Linked DNA regions of Homo sapiens: region 1 is linked to region 2. A link is an interaction called in ENCODE POLR2A ChIA-PET data of the cell type or tissue named here. Cell type or tissue: IMR-90. All regions are shown on one strand. Each heading gives the region's core, and the rest is flanking DNA. Links, peaks and the distances in the headings are about the cores only.

Region 1 (15,549 bases), core at 5,096-13,095, 75 kb before region 2:
TGTTTTCCTTTATGGCTGTTTTTGTATCTTGTTTAATAAATCTTTACCTATCCAAGGCCATGAAACTTTGAGTTTGTTTTGTTTGTTTTTTTCAAGAAGATTTATTGTTTTAACTTTTCACATTTTTATTTTTGTATATGGTATGAAGGAATGGTCAAATTTTTTTTATGTTTTGTAATCTAAAGGCCAACGTTTACTTTTTCCCTATGAATATTCAGACAGTCTGGGCAACATGGGGAAACCCCATCCCTACAAATACAAAAAAAATTAGGCAGGCACGGTGGCATGCACCTGTAGTCCCAGCTACTTGGGAGGTGGAGGTGGGAGGAATGCTTGAGCCCAGGAGGACGAGGCTGCAGTGTGCTCTGATTGTGCCTATGAATAGCCACTGCACTCCAGCCTAGGTGACAGAGTGAGACCCTCTCTCAAAACAAAAGAATGTCTGGATGATTCAGCACCAGTTGCTAAAAATTACCGCTTCCCACTGCCCTGAATTATTACATTTGTCATAAATCAAATCAAACACAGATCTGTTTCTGAGCTTTGTTTTTTTTTTTTTTTTTTTTTTTGAGACAGAGTCTTCCTCTGTCCCCCAGGCTGGAGTGCAGTGGCCCAATCTCGGTTCACTGCAACCCCCACCTCCTGGGTTCAAGCTATTCTCATGCCTCAGCCTCTTGAGTAGCTGGGATTACAGGCGCCTGCCACCACGCCCAGCTAATGTTTGTATTTTAGTAGAGACGGGGTTTCACCATGTTGGCAGGCTGGTCTCAAACTGCTGACCTCAGGTGATCTGCCTGCCTCAGCCTCCCAAAGTGCTGGGATTACAGGTGTGAGCCACTGCACCTAGCCGAGGCCTATTTATCTTAATGTAGGCTAGCAATAACTGTTAATGTCTGGTAGTATGAATCCTGGAGCTTTGCTCTTGGTCACTCTTGGCTGTTTGCATTTCTATATATGTGTCAGAATTAGCTTGTCAACTTCTGCATGCCCCCAAATAATCTTGCTGAGATTTTTAAAATATTGCATTGGATCTATAGACTAGTTGGGAAGAATTGACATCTTTACGATATTGAGTCTTCTAATCCATGAACTAGCTGTCCATGTGTGTGTGTGCCTGTGTGTGTTTTGAGATGAAGTCTCGCTCTTGTTCCCCAGGCTGGAGTGCAGTGGTGCGATCTCGGCTCACTGCAACCTCCGCCTCCCGGGTTCAAGCGATTCTCCTGCCTCAGCCTCCAAAGTAGCTGGAATTACAGGCGCCTGCCACCACGCCCAGTTAATTTTGTATTTTTAGTAGAGATGCCATTGCACTCCAGCCTGGGCAACAAGAGTGAAACTCCGTCTCAAAAAACAAACAAACAAACAAAAAGAAGTATTAGTCTCAAACTTGATCTCAGAGAGAAAGCTTTCAATATTTCACATTCAGTAAGGTGATTCCTGACCAGGTGCGGTGGCTCACACCTGTAATCCCAGCACTTTGGGAGGCTGAGGCAGGTGGATTGCTTGAGCTCAGGAGTTCGAGACCAGCCTGGGCAATGTGGTGAAACCCCATCTCTACAAAATACACACACACACAAATTAGCCGGGCATGGTGGCGCATGCCTGAAATCCCAGTTTACTCAGGAGGCTGAGGCATGAGAATCGCTTGAACCTTGGAGGCGGATGTTGCAGTGAGCCAAGATCCTGCCACTACCCTCCAGCTTGGGCAACAGAACAAGACTCTGTCTCAAATAAGTAAATACATACATACATACATACATACATACATACATACATACATACAAAGATATTTTCTCTAGATTTCTTGTTTGGCAGATATTCTATCAGACTGAGGATGTTTCCTTAACTTTCTATAATCTTTTATTCCTTTTGTTTTTCTTTCTCTCTACCTTTTTCTATTTTTTTTTAAGGTAGGGTCTCACTCTGTCGCTCAGGCTGGAGTGCAGTGGTGCGATCGCTGCAGCCTCCATCTCCCAGGCTCAAGCCATCTTCCCATCTCAGTCTCCTGAGTAGCTGGGACCACAGGCACGTGACACCATGCCCGGTCACAAAATTTTTTGTATTTGTACACAAAAATTTTTGTATTTTGTGTAGAGATGGGTGTTGCCATGTTGCCCAGGCTTGTCTCTATCTCCTGGGCTTAAGCCATTTATGCACTTCAGCCTCCCATAGTTCTGGGATTACAGGCGTGAGCCACTGCACCCAGCCTTATTCCTTGTTTTCTGGTAAGTTTCTTTTTATTACTACAAATGAATATGAAATGTTATCAAACACATATAATGTTTCCCCCTTTTTGAGTTAAATGTGGTAAATTATATTGATTTTTAAATGTTAAAATAATCTTTCATTTATAGAATAAACTAAGTTTCTTGTTAGAGGTATTCACCTTTTCATATTTTACTGGATTTCATTTGCTAATATTTTGCTAAGGGACTTTACATCCATGTTCATGAAAGATTCACCTGTAATTTTCCTTTTTTATAACATCCTTATCAGATTTTAAAATCAAGGTTGTATTGGCTTTGTAAAATCAGCTGGCCAGTGTTCCATCTATTACCATTCTCTGGAAGAGTTTGTTTAACATTGGGGTTATTTTTTCTTAAACTCTTTGAAATAATTATCTGGTAAAGCCATATGTAACTGGTGTGTGTGTGTGTGTGTAAGAGAGACCTGATCATGGCTCACTGCAACCTCAAACTTCTAGGATCAAGCAATCCTCCTGCCTTAGCCTCATGAGTAGCTAGGACTATAGGGGCTCACCACCACATCTGGCTAAGTTGTTTTCCTTTCTTTTCTTTCTTTCTTTCTTTTTTTTTTTTTGGTAGAGATGGGGTCTAGCTATGTTGCCCAGGCTGATCTCCAACTCTTGGGCCTAAGTGATTCTCCTCCCAAAGTGCTAGGATTACAGGTGTGAACAACCTTGCCCAGCCCTCAACTGCACATTTTTTGAGACAGGTTTTCATGCTGTTGCCCAGGCTGGAGTGCAGTGGGGTGATCATGGCTCACTGCAGCCTCAACCTCCTGGGCTCAAGCGAGCCTCCCACCTCAGCCTCCCCAATAGCTGGCACTACAGGCTCGTGCCATCCGGCCTGGGTAATCTTTTTTCATTTGGTACAGACGTCTCCCTATGTTGCCCAGGCTGGCTGGAACTCCTAAGCTCAAGTGATCCTTCCCACTCAGTCCCCCAAGGTGCTGGGATTACAGGCATGAGCCGCCACCCCCAACCACATTTCTTATTTCATTAATTTCTGCTTATATCTTTATTATTTGCTTTCTTCTATTTTACTTGAATTTTACTTACTGTTAACCTTTTCCTAGTTTCTTGTAATGGATAAAGCCTTTCTTGTTTTCTAACATATGTCTTTAATACTATAAATGTCTTTCTAAGTACAGCTTTATCTGAACACTGCAAATTTTGTATTTGCTCAAATATTAACTCTTTCTGGCACTTCTATTTTTTGTGTAGATTTGCATTTCCATCATGTATCATTTTCTTTCTGCCTGAAAAATTGCTTTTAACATTTCTTGCAGATCAGGTCTGCTAGTGATCAATTCCCTTGGCTTTCTTTCTTTTCTTTTAGAGATGAGGTCTCACTATGTTGCCCAGGTTGACTCATGTTCCTGGGTTCAAGCGATCCTCCTGCCTCAGCCTCCTGAGTAGCTGTGATTACAGGTACATGCAACCTTGCCTGGCTTTTTTTTCTTTCCTTTGAGAAGGGCCTTTATGTTGCCTTCATTTAAAAAAAGATATTTTCTTGTTCTTTCTTTCTTTTTTTGAGATGGAGTTTCGCTCTTGTTGCCCAGGCTGGAATGCAATGACGCGATCTCAGCTCACTGCAACCTCCGCCTCCTGAGTTCAAGCTATTCTCCTGCCTCAGCTGGAACTACAGGTTCACCACCACACCTGGCTAATTTTTGTATTTTTAGTAAAGACAGTGTTTCACCATGTTGGCCAGGCTGGTCTCGAACTCCTGACCTCAGGTGATCTGCCTGCCTCAGCCTCCCAAAGTGCTGGGATTACAGGCATGAGCCACCATGCCCGGCCTAAAAAAAGATATTTAAAAAAAAAAGACATTTCCACTGTACATAGAAATGTAGTTTGATGACTTTTTTGTTTCAGTACTTTGGAGATATTTTTCCATTATCTCCTGGCCTAGAAAGTTTCTGATGAAAGTCTACCACCGTTCTTATCTTTGTTCCTCTGTTCCTAATGTGCTTTTTAAATAAAAAAGCTCTGGCTGTTTCCTTTTATTATTACTATGTTTTTTTATGGAGATGGAGTCTCGCTCTGTCGCCCAGGCTGGAGTGCAGTGGCGCCATCTCAGCTCACTACCACCCCCGCCTCCTGGGTTCCAGCAATTCTCCTACCTCAGCCTCCCGAGTAGCTGGGATTACAGGCACACGCTGCCACACCCGGCTAATTATTTTGGATCTTTTTTTAGTAGAGAAGGGGTTTCACCATGTTCCCCGGGCTGGTCTCGAACTCCTGAGCTCAGGCAATCTGCCCGCCTCAACCTCCCAATGTGCTAGGATTACAGGCGTGAGCCACCGTGCCTGGCCAACTCTGGCTGTTTCTAGGATCTCCTTTCTTACCACTGGTTTTCATCAAGTGGATTATAATGTGCTTTGGTGTCGTTTTCCCTGTGTCTGTCTTGCTTGAAGCTTGTAGAGATTTTCTGGATTTGTGGGTTAGTAATTTTTCATCAAATCTGGAAAATGTTCCATCATTATTTCTTCAAATAGTTTTTTTGCCCTCTCCCCTCCCTTCCTGAGGCTCCAGTTAAACAAATGTTAAGCTATAGAATTTTATCCCACAAGTCACGAGGTTCTGTTCTCTTTCTTTCAGTCTTTTTTTCTTTGTGTGTTTCAATTTGGATAGTTTTTGTAGTAGCTACATCTTCAGCTTTACTGATCTTTTCCTGTGTCATATTTTATTTGCTTTTAAACCTATTCAGTAACATTTTATTTCATCTCTAGATGAAACATTGTAATTTTCATCTCTAGAACTTCCATGAGGGTTTCTTTCAGATCTTCAATTTCTGTCTCCATTGGGCCCCTCTTTTCTTTAAATACTTTAGCATATTGAACACATTTCTTTCTTTCTTTCTTTTTCTTTTTTTTTTTTTTTTTTTTGAGATGGAGCCTTGCTCTGTCACCCAGGCTGGAGTACAGTGGCGTGATCTCGGCTCACTGGAACTTCCACCTCCCGGGTTCACGCCATTCTCCTGCCTCAGCCTCCTGAGTAGCTGGGACTACAGGCACCTGCCACCACACCTGGCTAATTTTTTGTATTTTTAGTAGAGACGGGGTTTCACCGTGTTAGCCAGGATGGTCTTGATCTCTGACCTCATGATCCACCCGCCTTGGCCTCCCAAAGTGTTGGGATTACAGGCGTGAGCCACGTGCCCGGCTGAACACATTTCTAATAGCTGTTTATCCTTACATACTAATTTAATAATCTTTCCTTTTAGGTCTTTTTCTCTTCCTCTCTCTTTTTTTTTTTTTTTTTTTTTTGAGACAGGGCAGTTTCTCACTCTGCCATCCAGGCTGGAGTGCAGTGGTGCAATCTTGGCTCACTGCAGCCTTGAACCTCCCTGCAATCCTCCTGCCTCGGCCTCCCAAGTAGTTGGGACTATAGGCATATACCACCACCCCCAGCTAATTTTTATATATTTTTTGTAGAGATAGGGTTTCGCTATGTTTCCCAGATTGGTCTTGAACTCCTGAGCTCAAGAGATCTGCCCACGTCGGCCTCCCAAACTGCTGGGATTACAGACATGAGCCACCGTGCCTGACTGGGTCTATTTCTAATGACTGATTTTTCTCCTAGTTATGGGCCACATATTTCTACTTCTGTGCATGTCTGGTAGTTTCTAACTAGGTACTGGACATTGCACATTTTGTGTTTTTGAGTATTGTATTTGGTTGTATTCCTTCAAAGAATGCTGAGCTGTTTTATGGTAGACAGGTTATGGATGGATCAGTTGAGGGCTGTTAAGCTTTTTTAGGGCATGGTGTCTAACATTTTTAAAGAGAGAGAAATCGAGGCCAGGCGCGGTGGCTCACACCACCCAGCACTTTGGGAGGCCGAGGCAGGCGGAGCACGAGATCAGGAGATCAAGACCATCCTGGCTAACATGGTGAAACCCTGTCTCTACTAAAAATACAAAAAAAAAAATTACCTGGGCGTGGTGGTGGGTGCCTGTAGTCCCAGCTACTCAGGAGGCTGAGGCAGGAGAATGGTGTGAATCCGGGAGGCGGAGCTTGCAGTGAGCCGAGATGGTGCCACTCCAGCCTGGGCGACAGAGTGAGACTCTGTCTCAAAAAAAAAAATGTTATTTGTATTCACATTAGCAGGTTTATTGTTATTTTAGAATGAACTGATGAAAATTTAAAATTTCCTCAATTTTCTGTCCAGGCGCAGTGGCTCATGCCTGTAAAACCCAGCACTTTGGGAGGCAGCGTGGGAAGAGTGCTTGAGTCAATTAGTTTGAGACTAGCCTGGGCAATATGGCAAGATCCCATCTCTACTTTTTTAGAAAATAAAATAAAATAAAATAAAAATGTCCTTAATTTTCATTTTTAATAGGAGTCATTGATAAATATAATCCACATAACAAAAGCCCTCAATTTTGAGTCCTCAAAAATTTTAAGAGTCTAAAGAGGTCCTAGGACCAAAAAATTTGAGAGCTGCTATTTGAGAACAATAAAAATAAAAATTTAAATTAATATAATCTGCCAGCAACTGTGAAAAAGTTTTCCCACAGTAGAACACAAAACTTCCCTAGTCATTCATCGAACTAACAGTCTTTCATATTCTTTTCCTAGTTTTTGGGGGGTAGCTTTGAAGAATATGTATTCAGATTTTTAAATTTTCTTTGAGCTTCTAAATTTCTCTCACAAATAACATTTTTTAAATGAAAAGTACATTTTCTTTCCTTTTTTCAGACAGAGTCTCACTCCATTGCCCAGGCTGGAGTGCTGGGCATGATCTCTGCTCACTGCAACCTCCACCTCCCGGGTTCAAGCGATTCTTGTTCCTCAGCCTCCTGAGTAGCAGGGATTACAGGCGCCCACTATCACATCCGCTGATTTTTGTATTTCTAGTAGAAACGGGGTTTCGCCATGTTGGTCAGGCTGGTCTCAAACTCCTGACCTCCAGGGATCTGCCCACCTTGGCCTCCCGAAGTGCTGGAATTACAAGTGTGAGCCACTGCGCCCAGCCAAGTAACTACATTTTCTAAAACAAAAACACTTAGTGAGAACAGTAGTATTATTTTACACTTTTATAAATCTCCTTAATGTATGGCTTAACAGAAGACAGATTTTCATATTAGCTTCTACATTCAATCTGTGGCCCCTCAAAAACTCCACCATACACTCAGGAAAGAATAGGAGTATAAAGAGGTAAATAACAATTTAAGAATATTATTATTATTTTCTTTTTTTGAGACGGAATCTTGCTCTGTCACCCAGGCTGGAGTGCAGTGGCGCAATCTTGGGTCGCTGCAACCTCCACTCCCCAGGTTTAAGCAATTCTCCTGAGTCAGCCTCCTGAGTAGCTTGGATTATAGGTGCCTGCCACCACGCCCAGCTAATTTTTGTATTTTTAGTAGAGACAGGGTTTCACCATGTTGGCCAGGCTGGTCTTGAACTCCTGACCTCAGGTGATCCACCACCTCAGCCTCCCAAAGTCCTGGGATTACAGGTGTGAGCCACAGTGCCCAGCCAATTTAATATTATTATTAAAGCAGTTTGGACATCATGAACCCCCTGAAAATGTCTCAGGGACTCCAAGGAATCTCTGAACCACACTTTAAGAATCAGTGCTCTGGAAAGCAGTGTCCTTAAGAGAGCGGTTGATTCATAATGAAAACCTGCTCATGGAAGTCAAGCTCACGGGTGAGGCAAGGCTGAACAGTTGGCACTAAAGCTGCCATCACTAGAGAGGCAGTTCCTGGAGCTGCAGAGGGTCACGTCTGTCAGTTCTTTACTGCCTCCTCCTACGGCATCTCAGCTCTTTCTGCCATGATCACATTCCTCTTCCTAATGTACATCCTTTAGAAGCATTTTTTTTTTGAGTCAGGGTCTCTTTCTGTTGCCCAGGCTGTGGTGCAATGGCACAACCTTGGCTCACTGCAGCCTCAACCTCTGGGGCTCAAGTGATCCTCCCATCTCAGCCTCTGGAGTTACCAGGACCATGGGTGCACACCACCATACCCAGCTAATTTTTGTATTTTTTGTAGAGATGGGGTCCCTCTATGTTGCCCAGGCAAGTCTTGAACTCCTGGGCTCAAGCAATTTTCTTACCTCTGCCTCCCAAAGTGCTGGGATTATAGGCGAGAGCCACTGTGCCCAGCCAGAAGTTTTCTTTTTTTGGAGACAGGGTCTCACTCTGTCACCCAGGCTGGAGTGCAATGGCACAACCTTGGCTCACTGCAACCTCTGCCTCTTGGGTTCAAGTGATTCTCGTGCTGTAGCCTCCCAAGTAGCTGAGATTACAGGCATGTGCCACAATGCCTGGCTAATTTCTGTATTTTTTGTAGAGGTGGGTTTTTGCCATGTTGGCCAGGCTGGCCTCGAGTGATCTGCCTACCTTGGCCTCCCAAGTGATGAGATTACAGGCATGAGCCACCGTGCCCGGCCCCAGAAGTTTCGCTAGTGAATCTCTGTTGGTGGTAATGTCTCCCAGGTTTGTTTCTCTGAATAATTTTATTTTGATTTTCACCTTTGAAAAATACTTCTTCTGGCTGGGCGCGGTGGCTGACGCCTGTAATCCCAGCACTTTGGGAGGCCGAGGTGGGCAGATCACCAGGTCAGGAGTTCGAGACCAGCCTGGCCAACATGGTGAAACCCCATCTCTACTAAAAATATAAAAATTAGCTGGGTGTGGTGGCGCGTGCCTTTAATCCCAGCTACCCAGGAGGCTGAGGCAGGAGAACTGCTTGAATCGGGACCTGGGAGGTGGAGGTTGCGGTGAGCTGAGATCACGCCATTGTACTCCAGCCTGGGCAACAAGAGTGAAACTCTGTCTCAAAAAAAAAAAAGAAAAGAAAAATACTTTTTCTGGATTTACAATTCTGAGTGATTTTCTCCCTCTGGAAGGCATTAGCCTACTCCCCTATGTCTTCGTAAGGCTGCTGCCAGCCTGCCATTTTTAACATGATCCATTCATTCTCTCTGGCTGCTTTTATGGTCTCCTCCTTGCCTTTAGCGTGCCCCTGTGGTGTGGATTTGAGGCAGCTTTCAGCCTTGTGTTGACCTTTTTTGAGGTCATTCTCTACATGTTCTTTTTCAACCTGTTATTTCACTATTGTTCAGAATAGTCAGCAACTTTCCAATCCCTTTTAAAAATCAACAATACAGTCTTAGATGGAAGAATTTTATGGGCTTCAGTCCTAAGAATGTACCATTCTATTTCAAACCACTAAAAACATAAGTTATTTTAATGGAGTGTTTAGCCTATTTACATTTATATGATGATATATTTGTGTTTAAATAGAGCGTTTTAATATTTACTTACTTTTTACTTTTTTTTTTTTTTGAGATGGAGTTTCACTCTTGTCGCTCAGGCTGGAGTGCAATGGCACGCGATTTTGGCTCACTGCAACCTCCACCTCCCAGGTTCAAACGATTCTCCTGCCTCAGCCTCCTGAGTAGCTGGGATTACAAGTGTGTGCCACCACACCTGGCTAATTTTTGTATTTTTAGTAGAGATGGGGTTTCACCATTTTGACAAGGCTGGTCTCAAACTCCTGACCTCAGGTGATCCTCCCGCCTCAGCCTCCCAAAGTGCTGGGATTATAGGCGTGAGCCACTGCACCCCGCCTTAATAATATTTATTTTCTCTTTATCTTACCTGTTTTATTTCTTTTTTCTCTTTTTTTTTTTGCCTTCTTTGGAAAAATCAAGTATTTACTATTATTTTAAGTTCTAGCTGCTCAGGAGTTATCAAATACTTTCAAGCAGATTATGCGTGTGTGTGTGTTTATCTGGTTTTTCTAGTTGTTTTCAGTGGGACAATTGACATGCTCAAAGCTACTGCATCACAACTGGAAGTAGAATCCTTGATGAGCTCTTGAGTGGGGCTTTGCTGCAAGTGGGTCATAGCTGAAAGAACTAGCTGTGAAGAGCTTGAACCCCAGCTTCACGTGCACCAACAAGGTTGCACTTTCAGGCAGTGGTAGACTCAGACCCACACTGGGAGCAGGAGCAGGGTGGTTTGGCAGAAGGGGCATGGACAATTGGGCCCGTCACACTAGGACACTAGGAGTGAATTCTGGCTTGGCAAATTTACTCTCAGTGAGATTTGAGCTAGTTATCAAGTTTCTTTCTTTCTTTCTTTCAGTTCTTTCTTTTACCCTTTTTTTTTTTTTTTTTTTTTTGAGATAGGGCCTTGTTCTGTCACCTGGGCTGGAGTGCAGTGGTATGAACATGGCTCACTGCAACCTCAACGTCCTGTGCTCAAGCCATCTTCCCACCTCAGACTCCCGAGTAGCTGGGACAACAGGTGTGCACCACTATGCCCAGCTGATTTTATTTATTTATTTTACTTATTTATTTATTTACTTAAGAGACAGGGTCTCACTCTGTCACCTAGGCTGGAGTGCAGTGGTGCAGTCTTAGCTCACTGCAGCCCTGACCTCCCAGGCTGAAGTGATTTTCCCACCTCTGCCTCCTGAGTAGCTGGAACTACAGCTACTGGGCTAATTTTTTTATTACTTGTAGAGATGAAGTCTCATTATGTTGCCCAGGCTGGTCTCAGACACCTGGGCTCAAGCAATCCTTCTGCCTCGACTTCCCAAAATGCTGGGATTACAGGTGTGAGCCACTGTGCTGTCTTTTAAAATGTTTTATAGAGATGGGGTTGCATCACGTTGCCCAGGCTGGTCGGAAACTCCTGGGCTAAAGTGATCCTTCCACCTCAGCCTCCCAAAGTGCTGGGATTACAGGTGTGAGACACTGCACCCAGCTGCTTCTTTCTTTATGAAATAGAGATGGGTATTCACCATGTTGCCCAGGCAGGTCTCGGACACCTGGGCTCAAGCGATTCTCCCGCCTTGGCCTCCCAAAGTGCTGGGATTACAGGTGGGAGCTACCACCCCTGGCCTTGGCTAATGTATGTAAAGTAGTTAGTACTGGCTGGCTACTGAGCCAGCCCTGAAGAAATGGATGGTAATGATGTTGTTAAAGTAATTGGGCCTCACTGGGCCTGGTGGCTCACACCTGTAGTCCCACCTAATTGAGAGGCTGAGGCAAGAGGATCACCTGAGCCTAGGAGTTCAGGCCTAGCCTGAGCAACAGAGCGAGACTTCATCTCCAAAAAAAGAAGGAAAGACCACTGGGGTCTCAATCCTTAGCATTTTGCAGACCACCAAAGACCTGGAAGGGGTCAGAGGCTGCCGCCTGGCTGGCCCTGCTGTTGGAAAGAAGCCTGGGGAAAGGTAGGAAGAACTGTGGATTCCCTCCTGGAGCGAGCTGCCCTTCCCAGCCCAGGGTGGGTATGCTTGGGAGTAGGACCCTCTGGCCACGTGCAAGGAAGCCCTACCAGGCCCACAGCCCAGGTTATGCTTGACCTCTTCCCCTAACAGACTCCAGGCAAGTCTCCTGCCTCCTCCAACCTGTTTTCTTCCCAACCAGGGCAGCAGAGCAGGTCCTGCTGGCTGGCCTTTAAAGTCTTGCTTTTAACTTAGCCCCATAGCTGGGATAGGGTCAAGTGAGGAGACCTCGTGAGGCTAAACTAATCAATGCCCTGAAATGATATTTCTCTTATCAGTGGATCTTCCCCCTGGCTGCACTTCAGAATCCCGGGGGAGCTTCAGCAAATACCACGGCCGGGGCCCAGCCCTAGGGCTTCTGGAGTAGGGCTGGGGCCCATCCCCGGGGCTTCTGGAGCAGGCCTGGGGCCACTGGTAGGGTTCAAGAGCTCAGCAGGTAATTTTATTTATTTTTTGAGACGAAGTCTCACTGTCACCCAGGCTGGAGTACAGTGGCACGATCTCAGCTCACTACAGCCTCCACCTCCTGGGTTCAGGCGATTCTCCTGCCTTAGCCTCCCAAGTGCCTGGGATTACCAGCGCCCACCACCACGCCTGAATAATTTTTGTATTATTAGTAGAGACGGGATTTCGCCATTTTGACCAGGCTGGTCTCAAACTCCTGACCTCAGGTGATCCGCCCTCCTCGGCCTCCCAAAGTGCTGGGATTACAGGCGTGAGCCACTGCTCCCGGCCTCAGCAGGTGATTTTAACGAGCAGCCAGAGTTGAGATGGCTAGTCTAAGCCTCTAGTCATTCAAATGTTTAGCCTGTTGAGGCTGGAAGAGCTCCAGAGACCCTCCGTCTGGCCCTCATCTTACACGGGGAGACTGAGGTCTGCGAGGAGCCCGTGGGCTGGGAATGACAGTCTCTGTTTCCTGCCCCGCCTAGGACCTGAGACCACATTCCTTTTTTAGAGCACAGCGTGGCAGTGAGCCAGCATCTCAGCCCCAAAACAGGTCAGGCCAGGGAGGAGTCCAGGCCTGGTGACCATAGCTGCTGTCACTCAGGGCACACCCACTGCCTGCCAGGCTCTGGGCGGACACCTTCCTTCCACCACATAGGTGGCATTATCCACGCTTTCTGGTGATGACAGTGAGGCCCACTTGGCCAAAAGCCACTTGGGAGGAAGTGACCCAGCCAGGAATCATCCCGAAGCTGACTGACCCTGAGGCCTGTGTGTGTCCCATGAACCCTTCCTCTACCCCTCCCTCCCAGGGGAGGAGACCACCAGTGCAGGAGTCAGCGGACAGGGGCCCCTTCCTGGCACTGCCAGCTGGGCCAACAGGAGGAGAGAGAGGCAGGAGCAAAGACCTGCTTGTCTGAGCCTCGGTGTCTCTTGCAGTCCAAATGCCATCTGGTCCTCAGTACAAATATATTTCTAGGAAATCAATGATGTCCGGGCTGTCGCAGCCTCACCTCTGGACACTTATATAATCATTAACAAATGTCTGCCATTAAAGAGAAATGACTGTCATTTGACACCCAAGCTCCATTTCCAAACAGCAGACTGGTATTTACCCTCCTCCTGAAAAGAGTGGATTCTAAAACAGACGGCTGAGCTCACCTCTTCCTGATTTGCAGGAAACAATCCTCCAAATGTAAAGGTCTCAACCCAGCCTCCCAGCCAGGGAGTTCTCTGTCCATAAGGTTAAGGCTTCTATTCAGATTCAGCTAAAATAGCACTTCATGAAGTTGACTTTCTTTTCTTTTATTTATTTAATTTTTGAGACAGAATCTTGCTCCGTCATCCAGAAGTGCAGTGGCCCTATCTCGGCTCACTGCAACCTCTGCCTCCCGGGTTCAAGTGATTCTCCTGCCTCAGCCTCCCAAGTAGCTGGGATTGCAGGCACATACCACCATGCCTGGCTAATTTTTGCATTTTTAGTAGAGATGGGGTTTCCCCATGTCAGCCAGGCTGGCCTCGAACTCCTGACCTCAAGTAGTCTGCCGGCCTCAGCCTCCTAAAATGTTGGAATTACAGGCATGAGCCACTGCACCCAGCCAGCCATTGTGCCCGGCCCCAGCCTTTCTTCTAAAGGAAAGTGTTTAACTATGTAGGCAGGAAATGCACTCTTCTACATTTTAGATTACAAAAATGCTTCCAAGGACACAAGGCGTTCTCTTGTATCCTCACGGCTGTAGGAAGCCCTTGAGTGAAGGGTAGACGGTGGGGCTTTGAGGGTCACAGGGCAAGTGCTGGGCCCAGCATGGCCACGGACTGACTTCAGGAACTCGGACAGATCACTTCTCCCTGCGCCTCCACCTCCCCACCACCGCCGTTTGGTAAGGGAGCTGGAGCAGCTCAGCTGTCCACAAACCTGGCCACCCATCAGGATGACCCGGAGAGCTTTTTGGTCTGCTGCCTTTTAAGCTCCTCGTCTCTCTTTTAAGCACAGCCAGGTTCGGGAACTCCTGGCCAGCAGGCTGCCAAGCCCCCAGCTCTGACGGTCTGAGTGTCTGGTGGAAAGCTGCAAAGCCCTTGGCCCGCCAGCATGTCTGACCTGATGTTTTTTGCCCACTTCAATTCCTGGCATGTTGTAATGATGAGAGATCTGGTTATCCTGGGATGGTCCGTTCAGGCTTAGAACCATAGCTAACGTTTGTCAAGCCTTAGGAAGGGTCAGGCTTCCTCACACCGGTATCTTGTTTATTCCCCAGAACAGCCTACTGTTAATCTAAATCTAAATCTAAAACTACTGTTATTAGATTTTGTTTATGGCTAAAGAAACTGAGGGTCAAAGTATCTAGCATGCATTTAGGTTGGGACTTGAAGCATGGAGCCAGGACTGGAACTTGGAGGGCCTGGCCCAGAAGCCTGTGGCCATAGTCACTCCATCACTCAGTCAAAGTAATGGGGCCACCCTTAGGGGTGCAAGGTGAACCCAGCAGGAAAATAGCTGCTTCCCCGGAGCAGCACACTCTCCCGTCCTCGTGCCCAGGTACCCCCCGATAGGGACGTTTTACTGCGTTCTGAAAGGTGTGCAGGGACCTGGTTCAGTCTTTGACATCGTGGCCAACAGTCACAAGTACCCCGAACATCTCATTCCTTCCAAAATGGGGTTGTCGCCTGCGTGCCTTCCTTCTTCCTATGACCCTGGAAAAGATTGCTCCGGAAGGTGCCCACTATGTGGATGGGAAGCATCAGAGGCAAGACTCCAGGCACATCAGCGTGTCTGTGGACGTGGACATGTGGCTGCCATCTTCTGCCTCTTGGTCAGGTAGTTGTCACTCAGCTACCTCCTTGCTCTGAATCCTTCCGGTGGGCTTGGCCAACCTCCTCCCATGTGCCAGCCACACAGAGGCTGTCTCAACCCTGGCTGCTCATTAAAATCACCTGCAGAGCTCTTGAACCCTACCACTGGCCCCGGCCCTGCTCCAGAAGCCCTAGGGATGGGCCCTGGCCATGGTATTTGCTAAAGCTCCCCAGGGATTCTGAAGTGCAGCCAGGGGGAAGATCCACTGATAAGAGAAATGTCATTTCAGGGCATTGATTAGTTTAGCCTCATGAGGTCTCCTCAATTGGCCCCATCCCAGACATGGGGCTAAGTTAAAAGCAGGACTTCAAAGGCCAGCCAGCAGGACCTGATCTGCCTGCCTAATGAGGTGGGTGGATCACTTTAGGCTAGGAGTTTGAGACCAGCCTGACCAACTTGGTAAAATGCTGTCTCTACTAAAAATACAAAAATTAGCCAGATGTGGTGGTGCACGCCTATAATTCCAGTTATTTGGGAGGCTGAGGCATGAGAATTGCTTGAACCTGGGAGGCAGAGTTTGCATTAAGCCAAGATCATGTCACTGCACTCCAGCATGGGTGACAGAACCAGACCCTGTCTCAAAAAAAAAAAAAAAAGAAAAAGAAAGCTGGTGTGATTCCATCCTGCGGGGCTGTTCTCTTGAGCAGTGGTCGTTTATCTCCGTCCGCCTTCTCTACCACCTAAGTGTATGCCGCCACCCGATGGAAGATTCGATGGACATGCACATGAGTCCTCTGAGGCCCCAGAACTATCTTTTCA
Region 2 (15,549 bases), core at 4,399-12,398:
AGGGATTAAAGGCCTGGCGCGGTGGGTCATTCCTGTAATCCCAGCACTTTGGGAGGCTGAGGCGGGCAGATCACTTGAGGCCAGGAGTTGGAGACCAGCCTGGCCAACATGGCGAAACCCCATCTCTACCAAAAACACAAAAATTAGCTGGGCGTGGTGGCACATGCCCATAATCCCAGCTTCTTGGGAGGCTGAGGCATAAGAATTGCTTGAACCTGGGAGATGGAGGTTGCAGTGAGCTGAGATCGCATCACTGCACTACAGCCTGGGTGATAGAGCAAGACTGTCTGAAAAAAAGAAAAAATAAATAAAAGAACTAAGTTTATTCAGTAACATGAGATTGGGGTTGGTCAGGATGGGCTTTACCGAGGTGGGAACATTTAAGCTGGTCCTTGAAGGAGCAGTACCAGATTTCTAGGTATATAAAACGGGGTAAGAAGGGGAATAGGAGTAGGCAAGCATCCTGTTACGAGTGAAGGCATGGAGACATGAAAATTACATGTCATCTTTAGGGACTAGCAGAGGCTACGGTGTCGCCGAAGCATGCGGATGAGGTTGGAAAGGCACTCTTAGCACTTGATCCTCACCTTCCCCTGGGGCTGGGAATTAGAAGGGAGGAGTGATCTCCTTAAGTGTGGATCATCTTTACAGATGTGAAGAGCCATTACCCACCCCTCCCCAACTGTGCAACTGTGAGTGTGTATTGGGAAGATATGTCAGGGATATTTGTGGTATATATTAGAAGTGTTGAAGGCATTGTTTTTATAGAAATTATTTTAGTAAATTCTTTTTTATTATTGGGCACCTCCTATGTGATTTGAAGTTGCTTAGGATTTTCTAAAAGATTACATAAAATACTGTTGAAAAGATGATTGCATACAAAACATAATCTGTTCATTGTTAAACGTATACGAAATGTTGGGATACATCTGTGAACAAGACAAAGTCTTTGCTAATTGTGTTCTATTTACGCTCTAGTGTGGAGAGACAAATGAAGAAAGAAATGTCAGATAGTGATAAGTGCTGTGCAGAAAATTAAAGTAGGGTGATGTGATGGAGAATGCCTGAGTGGTCAGAGAAAATCTTTCTGAAGAGGTGACATTTAAACTGATATCTCAATGACAAGAATGATGTGGAAAATCTGGGGAAATAACATTCTAGGCAGAGGAGATTTCTAATACAAAGCACCTAAAGGGAGAATCATCTTGACTTGTAAAAGGAACAGAAAGTCACTTTATGTAAAAATTTGTAAGTAAGGCTGGGGAGTTTTAATTTTATTCTGTGTAAGGATGGTGGATAGAGTGGAAGTGCTAGATCACTTAGTCTCTGCAGTAATCCAAGTGACAAATAATGGTGGCTTGGAATAGGGGTATAGCAGGGGAGTCTGGAATGAAGCAAACTTTTGGGGACTTGTTTAGGAGGTAGTATCAGTGGTAGCTAGCTAATCTGTTTTGTAGCCTGATAATCTTGGACAATGTGTTTATAATCATGGAAGGTTGTGGTGCATTAGCAAGAGGGTACTGGAGTCAGAACTGGGGTTCACTTCCTAGCCTTGTGACCCTGGACGAGATGTTTCACCTCTCCTGAAGGCACAGATTCTTTTTTTTTTTTTTGTAACGGAGTCTCTGTTGCCCAGGCTGGAGTGCAGTGGCGAGATCTCGGCTCACTGCAACGTCCGTCTACAGTATTCAAGCAATTCTCCTGCCTCAGCCTCCTGAGTAGCTGGGATTACAGGTGCGCACCACCACACCTGGCTAATTTTTTTTTGTCTTTTTAGTAGAGACGGGGTTTCACCATGTTGGTCAGGTTGGTCTCGATCTCCTGACCTCGTGATCTGCCCACCTCTGCCTCCCAAAGTGCTGGGATTACAAGTGTGAGCCACCGCGCCTGGCCAACACAGATTCTTATTCATAAAAATGGAGGCTGGGCGCCGTGGCTCATGCCTGTAATCCCAGCACTGTGGGAGGCCGAGGCGGGTGGATCATGAGGTCAGGAGTTCGAGACCAGCCTGGCCAACATAGTGAAACCCTGTCTCTATCAAAAATACAAAAAGTAGCTGGGTTTGGTGGCACACGCCTGTAGTCCCAGCTACTTAGGAGGCTGAGGCAGGAGAATCACTTGAACCTGGGAGGCAGAGGTTGCAGTGAGGTGAGATCTGCCATCGCACTCCAGCCTGGGCAACAGAGCGAGACTCTGTCTCAAAAAAAAAAAAAAAAAAAAGATATGGGGTACTTTAAGAGGGAAGGTACCTGAGGATTCAATGAAGTTACTGTTCTTTACCTAAAGCTCCGTACAAAACTTAAGTTGATGTTACATCAAGCTGGCGAGTGTTCGTGATGTTAATGGGTTTTGAAGTGATCAGTTTTAGCCCTCCACTTAAAGATAGGTAAGCCATTATGGTCCCCATTTTTTCAGATGTGAGGCTTGGGTTCTAAGGCTTTGGCTAGTATTTCAGATGTAAGAGAGGGAGAGGGACTCAAACTCACATTTTGAAAGTGCAGTACATTTCCTTCCTTCCTTTCCTTCTGTCTTTCTTTCTTTCATGGATTCTCACTCTGTCGCCCAGGCTGGAGTGCAGTGGTGCAACCTTGGCTCACTGCAGCCTCCTCCTCCTGGGTTCAAGCAATTCTCCTGCCTCAGCCTCCTGAGTAGCTGGGATTATAGGTACCCACCACCATATCCAGCTAATTTTTGTATTTTTAGTAGAGACAGGGTTTCACCATGTTGGCCAGGCTGGTCTCAAACTCCTGACCTTAGGTGATCCGCCTGCCTTGGCCTCCCAAAGTGCTGGGATTACAGGCATGAGCCACGGTACCTGACCTGGTACATTTTCATATATGTGAGAGAACTAGGTATAAATATCAAGAGATGAAAGTGGTTTTTCCATAGTAAAGTACATTTCTATGCTTTAGTGAAAGATAATAAATTATTAAAGGGAAATATTATAGGATATTCTTGACGTATATATTTGGAAGAGTAGCTGAGAAGATACTTAAAAGATTAATCATGGCTATGTGCAGTGGCTCATGCCTGTAAACCCAGCACTTTGGAAGGCTGAGTCGAGAAGATTGAGGCCTGGAGTTCGAGATTAGCCTGGACAATGTATGAGACCTTGTCTCTAATAAAAATTTAAAAAATAGCTCGGTGTAATGGTGTGCGCCTGTAGGCCCAGCTACTCTGGAGGCTGAGGTGGGAGGATCACTTGAGTCTGGGAGGTCGAGGTTGCAGTGAGCCATGATCATGCTGCTCTAGCTTAGGCCACAGAGTAAGACCCTCTCTGTTAAAAACCAAAAATCAGTTAGTCATGAAGGGCTTTTTATGCCCTCTTAAGGATATAAATGTATTTTTTGGAGACAAGATTTTGCTTTTTCTCTTGGCTGTAGTGCAGTGGTGTGATCATAGCTCACTGCAGCATTGACCTTCCGGGCTCAAGTGATCCTCTCACCTCAGCCTAGCTGGGACTACAGGCGTGTGCCACCATACCGGGCTAACTTTATAACGATTTTTTGTAGAGATGGAGTCTCACTATGTTGCCCAGGCTGATCTTGAACTCCTAGGCCTCCCAAGGTGCTAGGATTACAGCAGTGGTTCCTACTGCTCCAGCCCTGTGTCATTTTAAATACTCTCCGTTATTATTATTTTTTGAGACAGAGTCTTGCTCTGTTGCCCAGGCTGGAGTGCAGTAGTGTGGTCTCGGCTCACTGCAGCCTTTGCCTCCTAGGTTCAAGTGATTCTCCTGCCTCAGCCTCCCCAGTAGCTGGGATTACAGGTGCCCACCACGACTCCCGGCTAATTTTTGTATTTTTGGTAGAGACAAGGTTTCACCATGTTGACCAGGCTGGTCTTGAGCTCCTGATCTCTGGTGATCTGCCCACCTCAGCCTCCCAAAATGCTGGGATTACAGGCGTGAGCCACTGCGCCTGGCCTAAAAATACTTTATTTTTTAGAGCAGTGTTAAGTTCACAACAAAATTGAGCAGAAAATACAGAGAGTTCCCATACACCTGCTGCCCCCATGTTTCCCCCACTGTCTACATCCTTCCACAGAGTGGTATATTTGTTAACAATTAATGAACCAACATTGACACATAATCACCCAAAGTACATAATTTACAGTAGGATTCACTCTGTAGATTCTATGGGCTTTGACAAATTTATAATGAAAAGTATCTATCATAATAGCACACAGTGATTTCACTGCTCTAAAACTCCTCTGTGCTCTTCCTATTCATCCCTTCCCTCTAACTCTTGCAATCCCCTGATCTTTTTACTGTCTTCATGTTTTGCCTTTTCTAGAATGTCATATAGTTGGAATCATACATTATGTAACTGTTTCAGGTTGTCTGTCACTTAGTAGTATGCATTTAAGGTTCATCCATGTCTTTCTGTAGCTTTATAGCCCATTTGTTTTTAGAGCTGTATAATATTCCATTGTCTGGATGTACCACAGTTTATCCATTCACCCACTGAAGGACATCTTGGTTCTTTCCAACTTTTTGCAATTAGAAAAAAATTCCCACACTATACGGGTGTAAAGATTTTTTTTTTTTTTTTTTTTTTTTTTGAGATGGAGTCTCACTCTGTTGCCCAGGCTGGAGTGTAGTGGTGCGTTCTTGGCTCACTGCAACCTCTGCCTCCTGGGTTCAAGTGATTCTTGTGCTTCAGCCTCCCAAGTAGCTGGAACTACAGGTACCCGCCACCGCACCTGGCTAGTTTTTTATAATTTTAGTAGAGATGGGGTTTTACCATGTTGGCCAGGCTGGTCTTGAACTCCTGACCTCAAGTAATCCACCCACCTCGGCCTCCCAGAGTGCTGGGATTACAGGTATGATTTTGAATTCCCACCAGCAATGAATGAGAGTTCCTGTTGCTCCACATTCTTGATAGCATTTGTTAGTGTCAGTGTTTTGGATTTTAGCCATTCTAGTAAGTATGTGGTGGTATCTAATTGTTTTAATTTGTAATTACCTAATGATGTATGGTGTATTTTTGTATTTTTAGTAGAGACAGGGTTTCACCATGTTGGCCAGGCTGGTCTTGAACTCCTGACCTCAGGTGATCAGCCCACCTTGGCCTCCCAAAGTGCTGGGATTATAGGCGCGAGCCACCCCCCTGCATTTGAAAAGATGTTCAACATCTTTTCATATGCTTATTTACCACCTATATATATTCTTCGGTGAGGTGTCTGTTCAGATCTTTTGCCCATTTTTCAGTTAAGTGGTTTTCTTACTGAGTTTTAAGAGTTCTTCGTGTATTTTGGATAATAGTCACTTATCTTTTGCAAATTTTTTTTCTGGTTTTTGGTATTCTTATTCTCTTGACAGTGTCTTTCACAGAGCAGAAGTTTTAAATAATCAGTGAAGTCCAGCTTAATCAGTTTACTTTCTTTTCTTTCTTTTTTTTTTTTTTTGAGATGGAATTTTGCTCTTGTTGCCCAGGCTGGAGAGCAATGGCGCGATCTCGGCTCACTGCAACGTCCACCTCCCAGGTTCAAGCGATTCTCCTGCCTCAGCCTCCTGAGTAGCTGGGGTTACAGGTGCGCGCCACCATGCCCAGCTAATTTTTTCGTATTTTTAATAGAGACAGGGTTTCACCATGTTGGTCAGGCTGGTCTCAAACTCCTGACCTCGTGATCCACCTGCCTCAGCCTCCCAAAGTGCTGGGTTTACAGGCGTGAGCCACTGTGCCTGGCTGACAGAAATTAAATTCTGAATGAAGTAGCATGTTCATAGTTCTTGCAAAAGTTGTTTTATTATTATTTAAATGCTGGATTGCTGTGTATTTTTGGAGTTAATTGTTCCATTTCCATACATGTTTAAGAAAACTGTGGTCTTTCATCCAGTTAGATTGCAGGTTCTCTGAGCACAGGGACAGTGTTTTGTCTAGTTATATCTCTCCATATTTCTGAGTGCATGGTAAACCTTTGGTAAATGTTGTCATAGGTTGTTACATTAGTTTTGTTTGGGATTGTGATTTAAGGTACGTGATTGACCTGGGATGTCTCAAACTGTGTAAAGGAACTATGCTCTAAGATAGGTTCTGCTGAAGCTCAAGACATACCTGTATTACACCCGCTCACTTTCTTGTTACGATTGAGGAACTGAAGTGTTCAGATAGAGTAAGTATGTAAAGAGCTAGAAATCCTCCTGAGATGACAAGATGAACAGAAAGAGCATTAATATTGTTTCATGCTAGATTTGACACAATGTAAGTTAACTTTTTGTCTTTAAGATCTTCTTTCATTCTAGTCAGTGGATTGCTAATTGTCTAGTGGTTTAAAAGAAAACAAGACCATTAGAGTTGTAACTTTTATTACAGTTTTTTCTAATGTATCCTTGACAGATTAAAATGTAACATTTAAATTCGTTACATTTTGAAGATTTAGGTTTGGTTGGAATGAAGTTAGTTGTAGTTGTAGAGGGTAATCACCTCAGTTAATTAAGGCATAGTGCTGATAAGGCCAAGGTCACCCTGGCAGGTGTTATTTAATTTTACCTTGTCCAACTTATCCACAAATTCCTGGGAAGAGTACAGTGTGTTTAGTTCAGATCTACTCATTTGATACAGATGCCATAGATAATAGTGACCTCTTTTTATAGGAATGCCAGCTCATTTTTGAGATCTAATTATTGATTATTTACATACAATTTCACACTAATTTAGGACTTTTAGAAGATACTTAATGATTGCAAAAGTTTTGTACTTGTGTCATTGTCATAGCAAGATTTGAATAGTTAACCAGCTTATGGGTTGCCACAGTGCTCTGGATGGTAGACTTTCAGAGCAGTGACGAAAGGAACAAACATTTATTGAACAATTTTGCGGCTTTTAGTAGTCTAATCCCTTTAATTTGTAGATGGGAAAACTGAGGCTCAGAAATAGGAAATTCTGATTACGAATTGAGTTTTGGACATGTTAAGTGTGAGAAACTTGTTAAACCTTCAAATTGAGATGTCAGGTGGGCAACTGGTTTTACAAATCTTGAGTTAGGGGAGAGATCCAACTTGGAGATACAAATTTTTAAATTATCATGAAGTAGATGATATTTAAAGCCCAGGGATTGTCTAAGATCCCCAAAGTAGTTAGAGGTTAGAGAGAAGAGGACCAAAGCTTGGGGCACTTGGCTCTTTAATTCAGAAAGATAAGGAAGCCAACAAAGAAGTTTGAGGAAGAAAAGCTACTGAGATTGGAGGAAAACCAGGAGAATGTCTTGGAAGCCATGTGAGAACAGTATGTTTAATTGTGGATTATAGAACCAGAGAGCTTCAGACTAAGCCATTTAACAAATAATTTAGTGATTGTTGTATTTTGCCTAAGAGTTCTTTTTATTTCAAATGCCGAAGTTGCAGAGGCAAAAGTGTTTAATAATTTCGTGGATTCAATTACATGTTACAAATTTTTTAATGGGGCTAGAATGTGAAGGTGCTGAAGTCATGGCTTGCTGTGTAATATTCTAGCTATTTGTTGATGTAGTTGTATACTTAAGTATGGACCTAACTGGTGTGTTATGAAATGAGAGAAAAACATGTAATAGGTTTTGCTCAGTTTATAATCTGGTCAAGGATATAGGAAGACATAACAAGTGTATCAAACATGAATCTTAGTCCAAAAACTCAGATAGAAAGAAGGTACCACATTTGCTTTCTTTAAATTAACTTGATTTGACTTCTACTTCTTTGGCAAGAAATTCAACCTCAGTCATCCTTGGGGTCCCCTCTCCTCATGTTATTGGAAGGCCTGGTGTCATATGGTTCAGATTTTGCCTGCATTGGTTATGATACTGTCTTCCATTGCCTTCCACAAGGTTCCATCAGGTTCTGTGGCTCTGCCACCAACTGTGGGCCCTAGTGCCTGTGGCTTGACACCTAGTTTATATCTAGCAGACACTTTTTACTGAGGTCTTGCTGCCTGTTCAGTTGCTGCCATGGAGTTGATTCCATCCTCTCTAGAATTTCTTCTGAGATTGCTCACAAGGTCTACTCCTTTCTTTCATCAAGTCATTCAACATGGCCTCTTCTTGGGTTTTACTAAACACAAGGTGCTGGTCTACCTTCCGTGCCACTGGAATCTCTGAACAAAGGTTTTTGAAAGCCTGGCTGTTTGACTGGAAATCGAAGGGAGGGATGGAAATAGAAGGATGTGAGTGACATAGGAAAAACATATATGAATTAGCGTTCCAAAAACTAGCCCCAAGAGGAAATATAAAGTGCCAAATGTCAATAAAAGTATGGTTGCTTGGAGTGTACTTGGAGTGAGTTGAAAACTTCATGAAGATGAGACTTGAACTGAGCCTTAAAGGATGGGTAGAGTTCATTATAAATGAGGGTGTCTATTGTGCTTCTGTATCTAAGGCAGTACCTTCATGTGTATGTTGGGTGGTGGTGACACATGCATGAGTCGGGCGTGTGTGGCATGTTTGGGAGTGAGTGGTGTGTGTGTTTGTGACAGGAAGGAGTTGAGAGTTTATACTGTTGCAGAAGAGCCTCAGAAAGAGAATTGTGGAACAGTCAGCTGGATGGATTTAGAAAGGGAAGATGCTTAGAAGGCTTTTATGGTAGTTCTGACCTGAACTGGAAAAGGATTGATGGCAGTGGGAATGAGAAGACAGTAATTAGATAGAAACCACTAGAAAGAATCTGTGGGGAGAAGGCAGAATTTAAGGTGATTCTGAGTTCTCTGCTGGGTGCAGAGGTATTAATAGTGTCATTAATGGAAACTGGAGAAGTCAAGATAGGAGTTTGTTGTGAGAAGAAAATAAGGGGTTTAATGGAGGATTTGATAACCTGGTGAAGCCCTGAAATGAGGTTAGATTTGTAGATAAAGGGTTTTACCATATCATCGATCTTCACGATCCTGGTCTAGACCGGTTGTTTTTCCTGTTGACTATTGCGAAGAAGACAGTGATGAAAGAATATACTGATGAGAAAAGAGATGAGTATGTGCGATACTTTGGCTTAAGAGTTAAGTAGTTTGAAGTTTTTTATTTACAGAAATTTTATAGTTCAAAATTGCTTTGTAATATTTTAAGAGCCTGAAAATTTAGCATGCTTGGAAAATCCGTTTTAGTTTTAGCTTTCGTCTTTATATCCCTAAGATGTTCTCTGAGCATTTGTAAATCTCCGCAGATTTATATTAATAAGCTAATAATTATTTATATTAGTAAGTATAAATTTGTATTAATAAAGCTAATAAAAATCTTTAAGGCTGCTTTTTGTTGTTGTTGTTGTTTGAGACAGAGTCTCGCCGGGCCGCCCGGGCTGGAGTGCAGTGGCGCAATCTCTGCTCACTACAACCTACACCTCCCAGGTTCAAGCAATTCTCCTGCCTCAGCCTCCTGAGTAGCTGAGTAGTATAACTTCTCATCATTTGAAACTACTGGCAATTGAGCTTATCTCAGTTTGTTTCCTGAGTTTGCACTTGAAGAGAATTATTTGTGTGTATTTTTTTTTTTTTTTTTTTTGAGATGGAGTTTCGCTCTTGTTGCCCAGACTGGAGTGCAGTGCTGCAGTCTCGGCTCGCTGCAACCTCCACCTCCTGGGTTCAAGTGATTATCTTGCCTCAGCCTCCCGAGTAGCTGGGATTATAGGCACCTGCCACCACGCCCAGCAAGTTTTGTGTTTTTGGTAGAGACGGGGTTTCGCCATGTTGACCAGGCTGGTCTTGAACTCCTGACCTCAAGTGATCCACCCGCCTCGGCCTCCCAAAGTGCTGGGATTATAGGCATCAGCCATTGCGCCCCACCGAGAATTATTTCATTTCTTCAGTTCTCTATGATTGTTTAGTAGGTGGTTGGGGAAATTTGTAGTGTAGCTACAATTTTGAGGAATTGACTTCAATATAAATATAATTCTTGTACAGTGTTTAGTAATGCTTCACAAATATTAAACATGACAGTATAAAAAATGTTCCATTATGTAAGTCCCTTTCCCCCGCCTGCTATTAGTACATATACCATATTTCTGCACTTTTATTATCTGAATTGGAAAGTATATAATTAAAAACAGTTACGAATTTAGTACTTGTCAATTTAGTAGTAGTAAATGGTTGATATATTTAGAGACATTATTCATTCTACAGGCAGAGCTTGATGCACAAATGGATTCCTGGTCTCCTTGGTCCACAGGATGGGAACTGTTGGTATTGCATTTGAACCAAGGAATATTTGTCTTAAGAGTAGCAGTTTTGTCCCGTTCTCCTTAAAGAAGGCCTAGATTATGTTGATTTTATTGTGGTTTTATTTTACCAATTAATTGAAGTTTGAGTCCTTGGATAGAATTTGCAAATCTGCTTTGCATGCAAAATTAAACTTGTAAACTAAATTTACTTGGGCGTATGAATATATTTAATACTTAAAGTGATATTTGGTAAGTTTTATTTCAAGGTAGAGTATTAACTTTTAGAGCTGGCTACTTTGGAAATAATTTTATGTACTTTTTGGAATGTTTTGACATCTGGAAAAAGTGTACTCTGTTAATTTCTTTGTAATACTGCAAAAAAACACATAGTTCAGTTGATGTTATCCTTACTGTTCAGTGCTGTTTACTAATTACCACAGGTAGAAATGGCTGTCTCAGATAATCTTCAATGAATTTTTTCTTTTCTTTTTTTTTTTTGAGACAAAGTCTCACTCTGAGTGCAATGGTGTGATCATGGCTCACTGCAGCCTCAAGTCCCCTGGGCTGAAGCGATCCTCCTGCCTCAGCCTCCTGAGTAGCTGGGACTACAGGCATGTGCCACCACCCTGGGCTAATTTTTGTATTTTTTGAAGAGATGTGGTTTTGCCATGTTGCCCAGGCTGGTCTCGAACTCTTGGATTCAAGCAATCCACCTACCTAGGCCTCCTGTGCTGGGATTACAGGCGTGAGCACCTAGCCACTCTTCAATGAATTTTACCTTGCAGTTACTAAACAACATTCCTGCAATGTTTCAAGTTCTCTCAGAGTGAACACTGTACATCATTACGTTTTTTTTTTTTTTTCCTTGAGACAGCCTTGCTCTGTCATCCCAGGCTGAAGCACAGTAGCACAATCATAACTCACTGTAGTCTTGAACTCCTGTACTCAAATGATACTCCTTCCTTGGCCTCCTGAGTAGCTGGGACTATAGGCACAGGCGACTGCACCTGGCTAATTAAAAAAAAGTTTTTTTTTTGGTCGGGCATAGTGGCTCGCGCCTGTAATGCCAGCTCTTTGGGACGCTGAGGCAGGTGGATCACTTGAGGCCAGGAGTTTGAGACCAGCCTGGCCAACACAGTGAAACTCCGTCTCTACTAAAAATAAAAAAATTGGCTGGGCATGGTGGGATGCGCCTGTGGTCCCAGCTACTCTGGAGGCTGAGGCAGGAGATTCACTTGAACCTGGGAGTGAAGGCTGCAGTGAGCCAAGATTGTGCCACTGCACTCCAGCTTGGGTGACAAAGTGAGACTGTCTCAACAACAACAAAAATCGTGTTTTTTTTTTTTTTTCCTTTTTTGTAGTGATGGAGTCTTGCTGTGTTGCCCAGGTTGGTCTTGAATCCTGGACTCAAGTGATCCTCCCACCTCATTCTCCCAAAGTGCTGGGATTAAAGACTTGAGCCACTGTGCTTATTATCTAATATAAGGCACATCTCAAAACTCTTGAGCTTGGTTTTGGTATTGCTTAGTTACCTGGATTTTCAGAGGTTGGTGGGCTAATTAGGCAGCTGTCTGTCCATTATTTTACCAGGCATTTATGACAGTGATTATTTTTTATGACAGTTTTTTGTTTGTTTTTTAAATCAGCCTGGACATTTAAATATATTGTGCCAGCATATTAGTTACATGAAGATTAGCTAAGATAACATAAGGTTACGGGCTGTTTAGTTGCACCTACAAACATAGTAAGACTTATCAAAACAAGTATGGATTTTGAATGTGAATATTTTAAAAGATATATTGAAATTACTTAGAGTAGCCCTGGATATATGTTCATTATGGCATTTATCTTGTTAATAAGTTTCTACATGCTCATTTTAATTTCCAGTAGCATGAGCAAGTAACTTATATTTCATTCCCGAGAAACTAAAAGAATCTGCCTAAAGAGTATGAAAATTGCCATTAAATCTGTATTGTCTACTTTCTGGATGGTTATATCATTATAGTTCTCTGCTCTTCCACACATTTTTGGGCTGCTATCAGTTTGTAAGTAATCATTATACAAACTAAATTTAAAAATTTAAACAAGATAATTTTATATTACTTGGATCAGGGAAAAAAATGCAGTTGCTGAAGGTGGTTTCATAGCTAAATATAAGCAATTATTTTGCTTTTTCTACTTTTTTGGATTTTATCATCTTTTCCCTTTTAGTAATAGAGTAATACAGGTAGGAATTAACTTAGCACTGCCAAATTAATAGTAATATTAGAACTGTGTACACAGCACAGGGTTAAGGTTATATAGAAAAATGTCTCATCCATGTTTAATTTGGCTGACCAGCCCAGTTGATTAGCCAATTTTATTGTTTTGTTAAATTAAAATTCTAAATATAGTTGTCCATTGTTAAAATAAGTGAGTAGGGTTAAAATAGAGAATTGATAAAAATAAAGCCTTAAAAATCTTTTAGCTAAAGTAGCAGGCTTCAAGTGAAATTCAGTTTTGGTCTCCTTTACAGGAATAGCTATTCAGTCAGACAGAACCACTTATCACGTTTTGCAGTATCTCCTGAGGAAGTCAGAATTCTGAGCCAGCATGAAGACGGAATCTTGTCTTTGATCTGATTTGCAAACCGTACTTTTATTCTAATCATGTGCAAGGTGGAGGTTATAGCGTGGGAACTAAAATCTTAGTAAGTGTGGTTTTTATTTTAGCTATTAAGTAGTATACTTTCTTATAGTGATTTTTTTTTCTTCTTAGCAGAGTTCACACTATAAATGGTGTATGGACTTGGCAGGCAGGAACATAATACAGTATACTTCAAAAGTGAAAGATTTAGGCCAGGCGTGGTGGTTCATGCCTGTAATCCTAGCACTTTGGGAGGTCGAGGTGGGTGGATCACGAGGTCAGGAGTTCATCAAGAGAAGCCCGGCCAAGATGCTGAAACCCTATCTCTACTAAAAATACAAAAATTAGCCGGGCATGGTGGCATGCACCTGTAATCTCGGCTACTTGGGAGGCTGAGGCAGGAGAATCGCTTGAACCTGGGAGGTGGAGGTTGCAGTGAGCTTAGATTGCACCACTCCACTGCATTCCAGCCTGGGCAAAACATAGCAAGACTCCATCTCAAAAAAACAAAAATGAAAACAACAACAACAAAAAAACAAACAAACAAAAGATTTAACCCTCTAGGTTCAGGAAAAATCCCTGAGAAAGAGAGAGCAAAGCTTCTATACTCTGCCTAGGATTTCTTTCTCTTTCCGGGTGAAAAATAGGTGTTGGGATGATACTGAGTTGATAAAAGTATTTAGGAAAAGTGGCCAGTGTCTAAATTCAAGCCATTAAAAAAAAAAAAATTAAATTTGTTATGTAAGTTGCTTCATTTATGAATTAGTTGCCATTAAATTATGAAGTCTTTCTTCATTATAGTGTAGTGTTAGCCCATTGTTGAATCCTAGAAATCTTTTAAGTAGTGTGAATATCTTTTAAATATGAATTGGATTTTTTGGGGGGCAGGGGATGGAGTCTCACTCTGTCACCCAGGCTAGAGTGCAGTGGTGCGATCTTAGCTCACTGCAACCTCTGCCTGCCGGGTTCAAGCAGTTCTCTGCCTCAGCCTCCTGAGTAGCTGGGATTACAGGCACCTACCACCATGCACGGCTAATTTTTGTATTTTTATAGAGACGGGGCTTTACCATCTTGGCCAGGCTGGTCTTGAACTCCTGACCTTGTGATCTACCCGCCTCAGCCTCCCAAAATGCTGGGATTATAGGCTTGAGCTACTGCCCCCGGCCATGAATTAGATTTTGAGTATATTTTAAATATTCAAAATTTAAAATATTTTAATTATGAACATTCACAATTATATTGGAATGATTATGCTACTGGTTATTTCAGTGACCTTCCACAGATTTAATTTTCCCCAGTACAGTCTTCTTTTTTTTACTCCAGATAGAACTAGATTTTGAGGCTACAGATTATCAAGGAACTACCTATTTCATAATGTTACTTTGTTAATTGTAGCCATTACTTCTCAACATGTTTCTTTACTACCTGTGCTAATTAAGAACAGTGGATAATTAGCATTTTAAGTTGCTTTTCTCCCTTAGCGAGAATGATAAAATAGACGTTGCTTGATCTTCTGAATTCATGAATCATAATCTGTGTTCATAATTTGAGAATGGTTATGTGTTTAAGCTATTTTTTAGTTTGTGTTGTTTCCTCTACCTTTGTCTCTTTAAACTATTGGTTACTTTTCTAAATTGATGTGATGGCCTCCCTGAAATTAAACATTTCTATTAGTGGCTTCCCGTTAATCTCATCCTTCTTAGATCAAACCTCGTTATATCTCCTGCCTATCTCTTTTGCATTCCAAAGTTCAGTTTTATTAAATCCCAGGGTCTAAGATTTTTTCTTTGAGAATTTATCTCCAGTGTTTCTATGGAAATTAAAAAAGAAAATTAGGATAATTCAATGTCGAAATGTTGCATGCATCTTTTGAGAAATTTATATTTTGTAGGTTGAAGGACTTGCTTTTTGGGCAGCGTATTTTTGGAGGTGGAATGTAGTTATTTTAATAACCATGTCCTAATTATTTATAGCTTCCTGCCTGACACAGCTCACTTCAAGAAGTGCACAATGTCAGAACGTGGAATTAAGTGGGCTTGTGAATATTGTACGTATGAAAACTGGCCATCTGCAATCAAGTGTACTATGTGTCGTGCCCAAAGACCTAGTGGAACAATTATTACAGAAGATCCATTTAAAAGTGGTTCAAGTGATGTTGGTAGAGATTGGGATCCTTCCAGCACCGAAGGAGGAAGTAGTCCTTTGATATGTCCAGACTCTAGTGCAAGACCAAGGGTGAAATCTTCGTATAGCATGGAAAATGCAAATAAGTGGTCATGCCACATGTGTACATATTTGAACTGGCCAAGAGCAATCAGATGTACCCAGTGCTTATCCCAACGTAGGACCAGGAGTCCTACAGAATCTCCTCAGTCCTCAGGATCTGGCTCAAGACCAGTTGCTTTTTCTGTTGATCCTTGTGAGGAATACAATGATAGAAATAAACTGAACACTAGGACACAGCACTGGACTTGCTCTGTTTGCACATATGAAAACTGGGCCAAGGCTAAAAGATGTGTTGTTTGTGATCATCCCAGACCTAATAACATTGAAGCAATAGAATTGGCAGAGACTGAAGAGGCTTCTTCAATAATAAATGAGCAAGACAGAGCTCGATGGAGGGGAAGTTGCAGTAGTGGTAATAGCCAAAGGAGATCACCTCCTGCTACGAAGCGGGACTCTGAAGTGAAAATGGATTTTCAGAGGATTGAATTGGCTGGTGCTGTGGGAAGCAAGGAGGAACTTGAAGTAGACTTTAAAAAACTAAAGCAAATTAAAAACAGGATGAAAAAGACTGATTGGCTCTTCCT

The links. ChIA-PET counts read pairs that join two places held together with the same protein. Peaks named below come from ENCODE experiments on the same cell type or tissue, not always from the same donor. Only the 100,000 strongest peaks of a DNase experiment are listed, where the experiment ranks them.
Region 1: POLR2A ChIA-PET joins it to region 2 with 6 read pairs; 6 of 35 experiments call an interaction of 5 or more read pairs at or near these places.

The regions. Positions count from the first base shown.
Region 1 is chr10:124,852,020-124,867,568 of GRCh38, forward strand. It overlaps the pseudogene NPM1P31. Among named protein-coding and RNA genes, the nearest start is that of ABRAXAS2, 58 kb to the left of the region's middle. RefSeq lists an enhancer at 12,439-12,938. In IMR-90, for the core only: no CTCF peak of the experiment used is centred there; no DNase peak of the experiment used is centred there; H3K27me3 peaks cover 440 bases.
Region 2 is chr10:124,927,745-124,943,293 of GRCh38, forward strand. ZRANB1 (zinc finger RANBP2-type containing 1) reads left to right here and starts at 14,379. Exons shown (of 9, transcript NM_017580.3): 1 at 14,379-15,549. The coding sequence starts at 14,750. In IMR-90, for the core only: no CTCF peak of the experiment used is centred there; a DNase peak (open chromatin) is centred at 8,407.